2 separate regions of the Homo sapiens genome follow, and region 1 is linked to region 2. The links are chromatin contacts, found by Hi-C or POLR2A ChIA-PET in ENCODE. All regions are on one chromosome and are shown on one strand. The core of a region is the stretch at or near the end of the contact, and the rest is flanking DNA. Distances in the headings are between cores, read along the strand shown.

Evidence for each region. A loop is a pair of places that touch in the nucleus more often than their neighbours do. ChIA-PET counts read pairs that join two places held with the same protein, here RNA polymerase II (POLR2A). Pooled maps may share reads with other maps.
Region 1: a map of ascending aorta shows a loop between it and region 2 (2.2-fold over the local background). The contact joins two enhancer-like sites. A Hi-C loop is called at or near these places in 2 of 168 maps with a recorded cell type or tissue (aorta and ascending aorta) and 3 of 50 pooled maps. POLR2A ChIA-PET finds 5 or more read pairs at or near these places in 3 of 52 experiments (MCF 10A, WTC11 and endothelial cell of umbilical vein).

Annotation. Positions count from the first base shown.
Region 1 is chr12:105,858,760-105,865,241 of GRCh38, reverse strand. No RefSeq gene overlaps it. Among named protein-coding and RNA genes, the nearest start is that of CASC18, 160 kb to the right of the region's middle. RefSeq lists an enhancer at 3,586-4,087. Within about 2 kb of position 4,546, at least 3 of the 41 ENCODE cell types and tissues checked have a DNase peak (open chromatin) inside an H3K27ac peak, as active enhancers do; they include ascending aorta, where a contact is called at or near this core.
Region 2 is chr12:106,088,258-106,094,873 of GRCh38, reverse strand. All of the region lies in intron 2 of NUAK1 (NUAK family kinase 1), which reads left to right. Among named protein-coding and RNA genes, the nearest start is that of NUAK1, 47 kb to the left of the region's middle. Within about 2 kb of position 3,598, at least 12 of the 41 ENCODE cell types and tissues checked have a DNase peak (open chromatin) inside an H3K27ac peak, as active enhancers do; they include ascending aorta, where a contact is called at or near this core.

The sequences.
Region 1 (6,482 bases), core at 3,297-5,796, 230 kb after region 2:
AGCTGGTTAATAAGTTCTTCCCCTTTCCACTGACCATGCATAGCCCTGAGACACAGTTCATGTATTTCTCAGGGACTAGTCCCACAGGATCCAACAGTCCGCACACATAGCTGTGGCCACTTCGGTAATGCATCCTCCTCTTGGCTCTCCCTCTGTGGTGGATTTAAAAATATGTCCACAAATTCTTTGATATTCATTCACTCAACAGATGGAGTTCCACTTTTCTCCCTTTGAGTGTGGGCTGGATTTATTGCCTCCCTTGTAGAGAATAGATTTTGGCAGAAGGTATGAGATGTCACATCCAAGGTTAGGTTATGAAACCACTCTGGCTTCTTTCTTGGGGTCTCTCTCTCTCTCTTTTAAGGGGCGAATTGTGTCCCCTCAAAATTCACATGTTGAAGCCCTAGTCCTTGTGCCTCAGAATGGGACTGTATTTGGAGATAAGGTCATGATCGAGGTGATTAAGTTAAAATGAGGCCACAAGGAAGGGCTCTACTCCAATGAGACTGTTGTATTTGTCAGAAGAGGATATCTGGACACCCAGAGAGACAGCAGGGATACCCATGCACAGAGGAAAGGCCATGTGAGGACGTGGTGAGAAGGCAGCTGTCTGCAAGCCAAGGGGAGAGGTCTCAGGAGAAAGTGGCTTGGCCGCCACCTTATTCTCGGACTTGTAGCCTCCAGAATGGTGAGAAAACAAACTTCTGTTGTTTAAACCACACAGTCTGTAGTACTTTGTTATGGCAGCCCAAGCACACTAATACACACTCTCTCGAATTCCTCTTTCCCATCACTTGCTCTGGCAGAGGCCAGCTGCTATGTCATGTGAGGCCCATGCAAGCAGGGGACAGAAGCTTCCTGACAGCAGTCCCATTAGGGGCTTGGAAATGTGGGAGCTTCAGCCCATAGCCTGACTCTTCATGAGAGATTCTGAAGCATAGACCCCCAACCCAGCCGCCCGGGTTCCTGCCCCTCAAAACTTGTTTTTTTAAGCCACTGGGTTTGGTTAAATGCTTGCTGTTTTAAGCCACTGAGTTTGGGGGTAATTTGTTACACAGCAATGGAAAGCTAATGCCCCCTCCTTCCTTACCTCTTTGCCCTTGTCTTCACCCCTGTACCCAGGGATGGTCCCTATGGAGTGATGTAATTCTTATCAATCCTCTGATTCAGGCCCTACTTTCTGGGGAAACAGACTAGGATCATCCCAGATTTCCTCTGTGATGCTCATGGTCTGCTCTGACCTTGGCTTTGGTTGATTCTTGTCTTTTAACATTTGCCTATTCAGGATTGGGTCAGAATGTGTATTCAGTGCACTTCTAAGTCATTTCATAGAATCAAAATTTATTAATCAAACCTCTACTGTGAGTGGGGACTGTGCTAGTCCTGAAATAGAAGACGGTCAGGAAAAGCAGATATGCTCCTTTCCCCAGGTTGCACCCAGGAGTTGGGGGCCACCTTTAATCAAATATGTATGACTTCATGTGGAGCCTCCTGAGATTCCAGCCCTCCTCTAAGCCCATGGGGTGTGTACCTGGCAGAGCCTACCTAGAAGCTCTGGGACCCCCTCCTTTCTAGGTTCTCTTTCTAGCCTCCCTTTCATGAAAAGGCCACTCATTTATGACACTCAAGAGCTCAGACCCTGCACGTGTAGTTCTAGCTTCCTATGTCTTCCGTTTCCTCCTTTCCATAGGTGCTTTTTGAGAGCTGCTATTTGAGATGCCAGGTGGAACAGTGGTTATAGGCAGAGACTCAGGGGTAAGACTGACCAGGCTTCAATCATGGCCCTTCCTCACTAGCTGCAGGACTTAGGAAAGTTAAGATGCCCCAGATCCCTGATTTCCCCATCTGTGGAGGGATAATAGTACCTACTCGTAGTGTTCTTGGGAGCATCAATGCTTATAATAGATTTATGGTGTTCTAGATGAAGCCTGGCATATAATAAGTATTAGCTATTAGGATGTGCTTGGCACAAAGGAGGGAGTCAAACAAGAAGTAATCTGTACCTCCAAGAAGCTATGAACATGCGGGCACTCACATCAACACATCTAGCTGTTTTGGAGGCCTTGAACAGAGCGCCTAGTGCCCAGCACAGTGCCTGGGTCTGGCTGGAGTGCAGTCAAAGCTTGTTGAAGAAATCCAGTTGTGCTAGTCTGAATCATGGCCCTCAAAGATGTCCACATTATAATCCTCAAAACCTGCAAACATGTTCCCTTACATGGTAAAAGAGGCTTTGCAAATGTGATAAAGCTAGTAATCCTGAGATGTGGAGATCGTTCTGTATTATCTATGTGGGTCTATTGCAATCACAAGGTCCCTAGAAGAGGAAGGTGAGAGGATCAGAGTCAGAGGAGGTGGGACAGGAAGCAGAGATTGGTGTGATGTGGCCACGAGCCACAGAATGCAGGCGGCCTCTAGAAGCTAAAAGAGGCAAGGAACGGATTCTCCCCTGGAGCATCCAGAAGGAACCAGCTCTGCCAACACCTTGACTTTAGCCCTGTATGATTCATTTTTGACTCCTGGCATCCAGAAATGTTAACAGTAATTTTTGTCCTTCTAAGCCACAAAGTACATGGGAATTTGTTGTGGCAGCAAGAAGAAAAACAATATACCAGCCTCATACTCTCTGGGGAGTTGGTGATAAGAGACCTGAGTCAGTTCCCCTCACAAAGGAACTTGTTCCTCTCTGGGGGGCCCAGCCAGCTCAAGAGGCTTAGGAAGGGAGAGAACCAAGGTTCAGAGGTGAGGAGTCCTGTTTCCCCTGCATCCCTGGCAAAGGGCCTCCAGGGGAGGAGGTGTGGGGTCTTACACTGCAGCCACCCCGGGAGTGGCCTGGAGAACAGGTCCTGGGATGCACCAGTGCCCAGAGCAGGGCTGCCTGTTTCCAGGGAGCAGGAGAGCTGGGGCAGCTTACCAAGTGCGGCCCAGTCCGTGTGGGAGGTGGATGCGAACAGTACGAGGGCGGCAGTACACCACGACCGAGGTACCCAGGAATAGATCCTGTGCTGGCCCCAGATTCTTTCTGAAGGAAGTGAGGTCCTCACACCCCACCCACAGTTCGAGCAGAGCAGGTCTTTTACAGCCTGACAGAGAAGACGTCACTCTCCAGAGCTGGAAGACCTAGCTTTTGATGCTGGCTTTTGCTCATTGCCAATGTGACCTTCAGCTAATCCCATAACCTCTCCAAGCCTCAGTTTTCTCAGCTGTAAAATGAGACTAATAAAAGTAGTAGTAGCCGTAATAATCATCATAATAAAAAGTGTCTAACACTTCCTGAGGGCCTAAACATGCTAGGACTATTCTAAGCACATTCTAGATACTATTTTATTGAGATTCCATCTCAGAACACTCTGCTTGGGTGGGTCCTAGTTTTGTCCCCTTTCTAAAGATAACAGGACTTATCCCAGAGAGTTGGATTGAGTTTTAATTCAATGAGTTAAAATTTATCAATCTTTTCCTGGCATACAGTAAGGTACATAGTAAATGACATATCTGTTAATATTATTTATTTTGCCCCCCATGGAGAGCCAGGATCCCCCAGATTCTTCCATGCATTTTGAGATGAGTTTGAGCCCCTCTGGAGGCTGCTTCAGATGCTCTGTGAATCACACAGATCATTTGGTTTACTTCTTAGTGCCCAGCTTAGCAGTGGGCACACAGTAGGAACTGGGGCAGCAGGTCTGGGCTGCACTTCCAGCAGAGTGTATGTGGGCCCTGAAGCTCTTTCACAGATATGGTTTGTTTTTTGCCCCTTGGATTGGTCCATAAACCTCAAGGGCTCTTCTGAATGACAAAGGCAGTGATCGGATCTGTTTTTCCTCCTGTATCCTGCAAATGGCTTTTCAGTGTGTCTGTCCCAGGTGGCTTGGATGTCAAAAGCCCGTTGGAGCCAGGCAGTTGTTTCATTGGTGAATATTGTTCTCCTTGGGAGTGAGCCCAGCCACCTCTCAGGAGTGCATGTCTCTGAGCATTGCTTGGTTCCAGCAACATGAATCTCAATTTCTTTTGACTCAACAGCAGTAGAGCCCTCCCTTGGAAGTTACACTGGGTGAAGTATTGATTGGAGCAGATGTAATGGGCTGATAAGCTTTCTGAGTGCCAAAGAATATTGGCTTCTTATAAGTGTCTTGGCATTTGTGGATCTCCTCTCATTGGGTCCTAGATGAAGCCCCACTGAGGCTGTCCTCTGTAATCAGCAGGGCAGGCTTCACCCTGTGAGATTGGGTTACACTTCACGCATCTGTCTCCCCAGGTTTCTGGGTGAAATCATTTTCAACCTGAATGCTTACTGGTTGACAAGCTACATACTGTCATCCCTGATGGATGGGATGGTGGGAGAAAAGCTACCACCTCATTAAGGGCACAGGTTAACTGAGGGTGATGGATTTTTCATAGCTCTGAGAAAGTCTACAAATCCTTTGTATAAACACTAGCTTGACAGTGAAAACAATTTTCCCTTCTTTTGTTGAGGGCAGCAGACAGAGTAAATATTGACAGATGGACAGGTGTGCTTTGCTAAGAGGCCCACGGCAGGTAAACGAAGCAGGGGAGGAATGCTTTGGTTGAGTCATTATCAACAAAGGGAAAGCCATTCTCTTTGGGCTCCATGTTTGGTATGATGGAGATTTTATGAGCCTGAAGAGGCAAGTTGGAACTTTGTAAGGCATTAAAGGCACATCTAGGGCTTGAATTTACCCACACCCACCCCGCCAAGATTCTGATGCAGAGGGCCTGAGGTGGAGCCCAGGCATCCATCTGTATGTTTACAAAGCTTCCCAGTGGTTTGGAGGGATGTGGTCCAAGGTGGTGAGCCCTCTTAAGACAAAAATGTTTGTGTTTAGTGTGACCCTACTCCCCAGGCATTTCCCAAATATGCTGTCTCGTCCTGAGAGCTTGGGGACAGTGTAGGTGATGCAAAGATACTACCTTAACCTAAAACTTTTAGAATGTTCAACTTGGACATTGCTGGGAAGAGAGCCTCATCAGGTACAAAGATGGATGTCCCAGTTGAAATTAAATTAAATTAAAATTAAAATCCAAACCCTGACAGGCCCCACTTGACCTGCCTACCATTCTATCAATCCCTCTGGCCTCACTGCCCCTTGCTCCCTGTACTTTAGGCTCCTGCCCTGATTAGCTCCTTTCTCCTCTGGCCCCCTCCACACATGCTATTCCCTCAGCCTGGATGCTCTTTTCCCGCTTTCTGTAAGGCCATCTCTGAACCACCCCCGGAGTTCAGAAGGTGTTCCCCATTATTCTCCCTCCTTATACCCTGTCTTCTTATTTATGAAAATGGTTGTCTTTTGCTTTTTGATCATCTCCCACATCATACTGTAAGTTCCATGAAAGCAGAAGCATTTTTTATTTCTACTACCATTGTGTCCTCAGAGCCCAGTGGACTTCCTGGCACATAGTATGTGTTCAATACAGGTTTACGTGGTGGTTGAATGAATCCACACAGAGCTGAATGAACTCACCATCTGTATTAGTCTGTTTTCATGCTGCTGATAAAGACATACCTGAGGCTGGGTAAATTATAAAGAAAAAGAGGCTCCACATGGCTGGGGAGGCCTCACAATCATAGCAGAAGGAGAAAAACTGTTCTTATATGGCAGTGGCAAGAACTTCCATGGCAGTGGCAAGAGAACTTACATGGCAGTGGCAAGTTCTTACATGGCAGTGGCAAGAGAGAATGAGAAAAACCAAGCAAAAGGGATTTCCCCTTATAAAATCATCAGATCTTGTGAGACTTATTCACTAAGAACAGTATGGAGGAAACTGCCCCATGATTCAAGGATCTCCCACCGGGTTCCTCCCACAACATGTGGGAATTATAGGAGCTACCATTCAAGATGAGATTTGGATAGAGACATAGCCAAGTCATACCACCATCCATCCTCAAAGGAACCTAGAGACCACAGCCTGATGTTTCAAGAGTCCAAGCTATTTTTTCTAAGAAAGGCACAGTTAGTGTGAAATAATGAAGTCGCATTCTTGGCTTCCTTGGTCAATGGCCCTCACAGTCTTCTGGCATTGCTTTTTCCCGTTGAGTCAGCTCTCTCCCATCTCATTCTAGGCTCCCCCGCCCACCTTCCCTCACTCATGCCATGCCCTTGTTTCCTTCTTTAGGGAAAATCACAAGCCACTGAGAAAACTCCTCTCAATGTTCTCACTCCTTTCTCCTTCCCTTCTTCATTTATGTCCATATCTTTCCTACCTTAGAGTCTCTCAGAGGCTGAGATGTCTTGTACTGAGGGTAGAACTAGGTCTGGGAAGGGGGCTGGGAGACACATGGGTCCTGGAAGAAGCTGGTAAGCAAAGGACAACCTCTAATATTTCCAACTGCCTTTAGCACCCTCTGCCTTCTAAATTAGCCTTGGTGGGAAAGTAGAGGCCCACTCCAGGTGGGGGCTACCATAAGCCATCTCTTGTCACCAAATCCTTCCTCTGTATATGCCTTTCCACCAAGTCATATGATACAGATG
Region 2 (6,616 bases), core at 2,349-4,848:
CTAGGATTGGATATTGGGCCCCATTGGCACTATTAATCCTAGCAGGCACGGATGGGTCTTGGCAAGGCTTCTGCATCCCCTCTTCTGCAGGTGGCTTCTACACTTTCTTACCATTTCTTCTGCCTTCCGTGGAGTCCACTTCTGGCAGTGGGTGGCCTCATTGGCTGTGGTTTTCTTCGGGCATGCCAGCCAACATCCAGAAAGAGTTTTGGTTCAAGAAAAGACAGTGAGTGAACAAAAAAGTCTTTTGTTGTGCAAACCAGGAACTGCACTGAATCAACTCGGACCGATTTATTGACAGGGAGATGCCAGTTTAAATTTCTCATCCTCACTGCTCTGGGCTTTCAGATCCAAGAGATCAGAGGACGATTTAGTGAAGCTGTGAGCCCACGAGGTGTTTGAAATTGACTTCTAGGGAGGAAAGTTTTGAAGAATGAGTCTTGTATTGACTAAATGACTCAACTGGTTTGCAGACAGTCTTTCAAAGAAAAGATCACTTCATTTTTGAAGTGATAAGCTACTTTCTGTGAGGACTGTACTGACCTTTAATAAAAGAGCACCCTTGAGGAGTGGAAAGGTACTCCGGTCCGAGATTTTGGGAAAATTACAAAAATGCTGCTGCCTAGGGAGGCAATGCTGTGGAAGAAATGGCAGCACCCTGGTTGTCACCTAGGAGACGGACCTGATGGAAGGCAAAGGTGTGGAGAGAATTCTCTTGGGGCCACTGCTAGGCCCTAGGCCTTTTTTTTTTTAAATCAACAGATGGGCTGGGTGCAGAGGCTCACGCCTGTAATCCCAGCACTTTGGGAGGCTGAGGTGGGCGGATGGCTTGAGTTCAGGAGTTTGAGACCAGCCTGGGCAACATGGCGAAACCCTGTCTCTACCAAGAAAAAAAAAAATTACAAAGATTAGCCAGGAGTGGTGGCACGTGCCTGTAGTCCCAGCTACTTGGGAGACTGAGGCAGGAGGATCACTTAAGCCTGGGAGGCGGAGGTTGCAGTGAGCTGAGATCTTGCCACTGCACTCCCACCTGTGTGACAGAGCAAGACCCTGTCTCAACAAACAAACAAACCAAAAAACTCAACAAAAGACTCTTCCTCCCTGGAGGTTACAGAAAGAAATTGTCCCTTTTTAAAAACTGACCCTTCCTGGGGCATCCTGTAAATTCATCCTCATCCTCTCTGCTTTCCAGGCTTCTTTCTTCCAAAACAGTCCAGTATATTCGGCTGTCACGTGGCCAGTGGATGCTTAAAATCCCAGGATCTCCTCACTCATCAGCGTTTCCCTCAGACCAGAGCACTGTTTTTATAATACACATTTTCTCAAGTTCTACAAGTTGTGTTGTTAACCTCGAGAGCTGCAGGAGGCAGTCTCTGGGAGCTGGGTCATTAGCCTGGTTGTGAAAACCAGATGATCAGAGGGCAGAACGGGACTGTCAAACCGAACATCTGATGAAATTCAGGATTAATGTGGAGAAGTAGCTGTTGCTATAGCAACCAATCCCTACTATCCTTTGAAATGGAAAATAAACAGCAAACAAGAAAAATAATTTAAGTTGGTGTCTGGGAAGAAGGAAGGCCTGCCAGTGGAATAGTCAAAGAAAAAGGAGAGTTCGGGTATTTTAGGATATGTTGAAACAATGGTGAAACTATCTCAAAAGCAAAACCCAGGTCATTTTGGGTGGTTCAGTTCCATGCCTGCTTTTTCTAGAAATCTTTTCAGGCCCCTTCTGGCTGACCTCACTGATCTTTCTGATTGTCCAGGTACTTAAAGTCTGTACTGTACAGGTTAGCTCTTGAATTATTTTTTAAGTACTGGTCATTTCCAACTCGAAAGCAACTCCTTGGGGTTAATGACTGTGCCTTCTCCTCTTTTGTATTCCCTTTAACATGTACCAAAATGCCCAGATAAATGCCTCAAATCGGCTGATAATAAAGCCATTTCAGAAAAATCAGTAAGTTTGGCTCCATTTAATGAAGGAGAACCTTTACTGGATGTAATGCAAAAAGCAGAACTGTATGATGGAGGAAGGGGGTGGAGAGTCATGGCGAGAACATGCGCTTTTGAGTTGCACAAATCTGCCATCCAATCTTGCTGGGTATCTACCCAACAAAAATGCGTACAGATGTGCATCAAAAGACATGCACAAGGATATCCACAGTAATACTATTCATAACAACCCTCAACTGGAAACAGCCCAAATGTCTATCAACAGTAGAATGGATAAATAAACCACACGATACATTCACATAATGGAGTACTCTAGAGCAATGAGAATGAACAATCTTTGACGACATTGAGCAACGTAGATTATTCTCACAAACATGTTGAATTAATGACAAAAGAAGGTATACTACGTGATTCCATTTTTTTTTTTTGAGACAGAGTCTCGCTCTGTCACCAGGCTGGCTCACTGCAACCTCCTTCTCCTGGGTTCAAGCGATTCTTGTCCCTCAACCTCCTGAGTAGCTGGGATTACAGGTGCCCACTACCACGCCCAGCTAATTTTTTGTATATTTAGTAGAGACGGGGTTTCACCATGTTGACCAGGCTGGTCTCGGTCTCCTGACCTCATGATCCACCCGCCTCGGCCTCCCAAAGTGCTGGGATTACAGGCATGAGCCACCACGCCCGGCTATGACTCCAGTTTTTAGAACTTCAAAACTCATCTACGATTTTGGTTCATATTCCTCATATTCATGGTATTGGTGTATCTGTATCTTTGGGGAGATGATTAATGACAGAAAGAGGGCATGGCAGGGGTGCTTGCAGGGGGCTGGCAATATTGTTTCTTGATGTGAGTGCTGGTGCCCTATTTATTTATTTATTTTATTTTTTGTTTTAGAGATGAGGTCTCGCTATGTTGACCAGGTTGGTCTCAAACTCCCAGCCTCAAGCAATCCTCCCATCTCGGCCTTCCAAAGTGCTGAGATTTCAGGTGTGAGCCACCATCCCCGGCTTGGTTCCCTATTTATAAAGTAGGGATAATATGGATCCCTATCTCATAAGATTATTGTGAGGAATAAATGTTTTAATCCATGACATGTAGTAACTGTTCAATAAATATTAACTATTCTTATTACAAGCTTTCTAGGGAAGGAGAGATCCCTGTCTGGGAAGTCTCCTGGAAAAAATTGAGCCCCAGACAATTTCACAGGTCCAGGATCCTGGATGCTGTCCTGTGCCTTGCTCCTGTCTCTTGGATTGTTCTCGGCGATGTTTGGTTGCCTGTGTGACTCACCTGCAGCTCCTTGTGGGCTTTCAAGGTCTTGTGTTTTATTCATCGCCGTCTTCTTTCTCTCCTCCTAGTCCCTGGCCCTGCCAGCTGCTGGCGGTTCTGTTTCTGCTCTGTTCCCTTCCTCATGCTGACCCTTCTACCTGGCCTGCCTTTCCTTCCCCTCCAAACTGGGAAAAGTCTTCTTTCGGTATCCCCAGTGCCATCTGCATAGTAGGTGCTTTCTGCTGTGCTAAAAACCAGGCTGTACACCACCTGGCCATGGCCCCAGTGCTGTGGGCTGACTCAGGCTGAGCTAAGTTTCTATTCAGGGATTTAATTTTCCTGGTAGGCCTGGCATGTCAAGGGCCATAGTTTTCCTTACCATTCTGGAGCCACCGGGCCTCTGGGTAAAACTGTCTGGCCAAGAGACACAGGCTTTCATTTTTCAGAAAGGAAACCCTTCCCAACTGGTGGAAAATAAGCTTTTGCTTAGTGACTAATAACATAAACACAGACAAGATTTCTGGGCTTATAAATAACCAGTTGTAAAAGTGCCCAAGGGAAGCAGCCTTTTTTTGCTAGAAGAATGGCCAAGAGTATCCCTGTCACCTTGTAGATAGTGACCTTAAGCACGGGCAAAGGAGCGTTGGGCCAAGGGTGTGGAAGCTGCTCATTCTTCAGTATTAATTCCCAAGGCCTTGCTCTTATACATTATAAATCCTGGACTATTCTGGAAAAATAACACCCAATCTCTAAGGTCCTTTCCTGCTCGAAAATCCTGTGATTCTGTGGCAGCCACAACATGTTTTAAAGAGCGATGCCAGCAGGGAGAGGAAAGTCTTAGGGTTTTGTTTTGCTAGAGCTGCCTAAGTGGCTGATGAAGTAATTATGAGCACAGCTTCCATTCGTTGAGCACTGGCCGGGGCACCGTGCTGAGGGCGATAGACCTGTGAGGAAATTACTAGTCTCATTGGACTGATGAGGAGGCGGAGGGTCAGAGGGGTTGATATATATGAGTAGTAATGGAATGGCTGAGAGCTTGGGGGTAGCAGTCAGACTGCTGGGCCCAGTGCTGGCTATGCCTCGTACTCTTTGTAGTTATGGGAATTATTATTCACCTTGTCGCCCCAGGTGTTCTCATCTGTAAAATGGGGATCCTCATAGTACCGAATCCTTATGATGTAATTCATGCAGAATGATTATTAGCATGGTGCCTGCACATGGTAAGCCTACAGCAAATTTTGCTGTTATTAAGAAAGGCTTCAAGAAGCTTCATCTGTAACAGCTCTGGCCTCCTTGATGAAACACTGAGGCTTGAAATCTAGAAATCTTCTTTGCTCTCAATTAATTTAAGGTGACAGGGCCTTGACCGTGAGACTTGGGCTTCTTCCTATGGGGGACTGGGGGATGGTGTCCCAGAGCCAGGCCTGGCTGCTCGGACAGTTCTCTGACCAGATTGCTCACTGGCCCTGCCTGAGAGAATGAGGGGCCAGTTTTATCCCTCGGGTATCATCTCATTCATCCAGTGTTTCCCAAACTGGCTCCATATGAGTTCTTCTGGATGCCAATAGGAGGATTGAAATGGCCCAATCAACTGGCAGAACTCTGAGTTAAGGAAACCAGGCTCTCTGAGGACCATCAAGTATTAATGTTTGGCTTGGGTTTGACTGTGGAATTTTTTCTTCTTCAAGATAGCTTGCAGAATGAGTACTCCATGGAATATGCATTTGGAACTATTTCTTGACCCCTCCAAATGCAGTCAGCAGGGAGGCAAGTGTGAGGTCTGGCAACCAGAAAGGATGGGGGTAAGGGATGTCCTTGGAGGTGAGACAGGTGGACAGATCTGCGATATATTTTATTTTATTTTTGAGATGAAGTCTCACTCAGTTGCCCAGGCTGGGGTGCAGTGGTGTGATCTCGGCTCACTGCAACCTCCACCTCCTGGGTTCAAGCTATTGTCCTGCCTCAGCCTCCCCAGTAACTGGGGTTACAGGCACCTGCCACCACACCCGGCTAATTTTTTATATTTTTGGTGGAGATGGGGTTTCACCATGTTGGCCAGTCTGGTGACTTCTGGCCTCAAGTGATCCACCTGCTTCAGCCTCCCAAAGGGCTGGGATTACAGGCGTGAGCCACCGTACCTGGCCAGACTCGGGATATATTGTAGAGACAGGATCAGTAGGACTGATTGATGGAAGCTGCTTAGTAAAATATTTGGTGTATTGGACTGTATTGAACCGAATTGTGTTTGTGTCTCCTTGATACCAAATCAGCCAGTTGGAGAGGGAAGAATCCAGCCACTGAAACAGCCCTTCTGTCTGTGTGAGGCAAGTGGCTCACACCTCCCGACAGTCGCTGAAGGGCCAGAGGCTTTGGCTCCCTTAAAGACGTGCCAGACTCTTTGGGGTGTGAGTCTTCTTGTTTATTTACCTGTCAAAGTACTTTCCTTCTTCCTACATCCCTCCTTTTTAAAATTAGAAAACCCGCTGCCCTCTCCAGGGCCTATCACTCTTTCATTTTTGGGGCCTGGGCCATGCATCCCGAGGCAGTCGGGGTGTTTCCAGTTTCCAAGGTTTATTGTTAATGAAAAGTGCACAACAGGCTGAAATCCCTGGCAGGAGCCAAAGCTGCAGGGTACACCGAGGCCAGCAGACGCTGGAGCAGCCAATTTTATCTGGATGTTCTCTCCTCCTCCTCCTCCCTACCCTCCTCCTTCCCCCTTCATTTTATCAGGGAGGTTTGGCTGGACTTGAAGGAGCCAAAAAGGAACTGGAGGGGTCTGAGCTTCTAGCAGCCAGCAACAAGGTATGGGAGGACAGGGGACCCAGGCCTAGGGTAGGTTCCAGGTCAACTCAGTTCTTCATTGAATGTGTGTCTGCCTTGGTGCTAGGCTCTGGGGATGAATTAATATTGATAGCAACAATAATAGCTAACATAATTGAGTGTATGCTGTAAGGGGAAGGCCTTGTAAACATTGAACAAACTGGTATCAATAAGTCCTCCCAGCAGTTCTAAGTACTTGCTAATATTATTCACGTTTTGTAGTTGACTAAACTGAGGCCCAGAGAGGGCAAGCAACATCCCTAGAATCACACAGCCCTAGGAGTATCTCATTCCAACACTATAGTTTTTAGCTCTGTCCGTCTAGGCAGAGGACCTGGGTATGTAAACCAAGAAATAAACCTGCACAGTTTGCACGTGCTATGAGGCAAGTATTGACTAGTGCAGTGGGAGGGGCGCTGTGGAAACCACATATGAGCACAGTCTTGGCTAATGAATTAGGGTGCTGGGCATAGGGGGCCTGATGGAAATGTTAGAAAAGTGGATGAGATGGAGGGAGGTAGGCAGGGGACCTTCAGGGAGGGTCTTGGGTAGCCTACAAAGGTTTTTGTACTATAT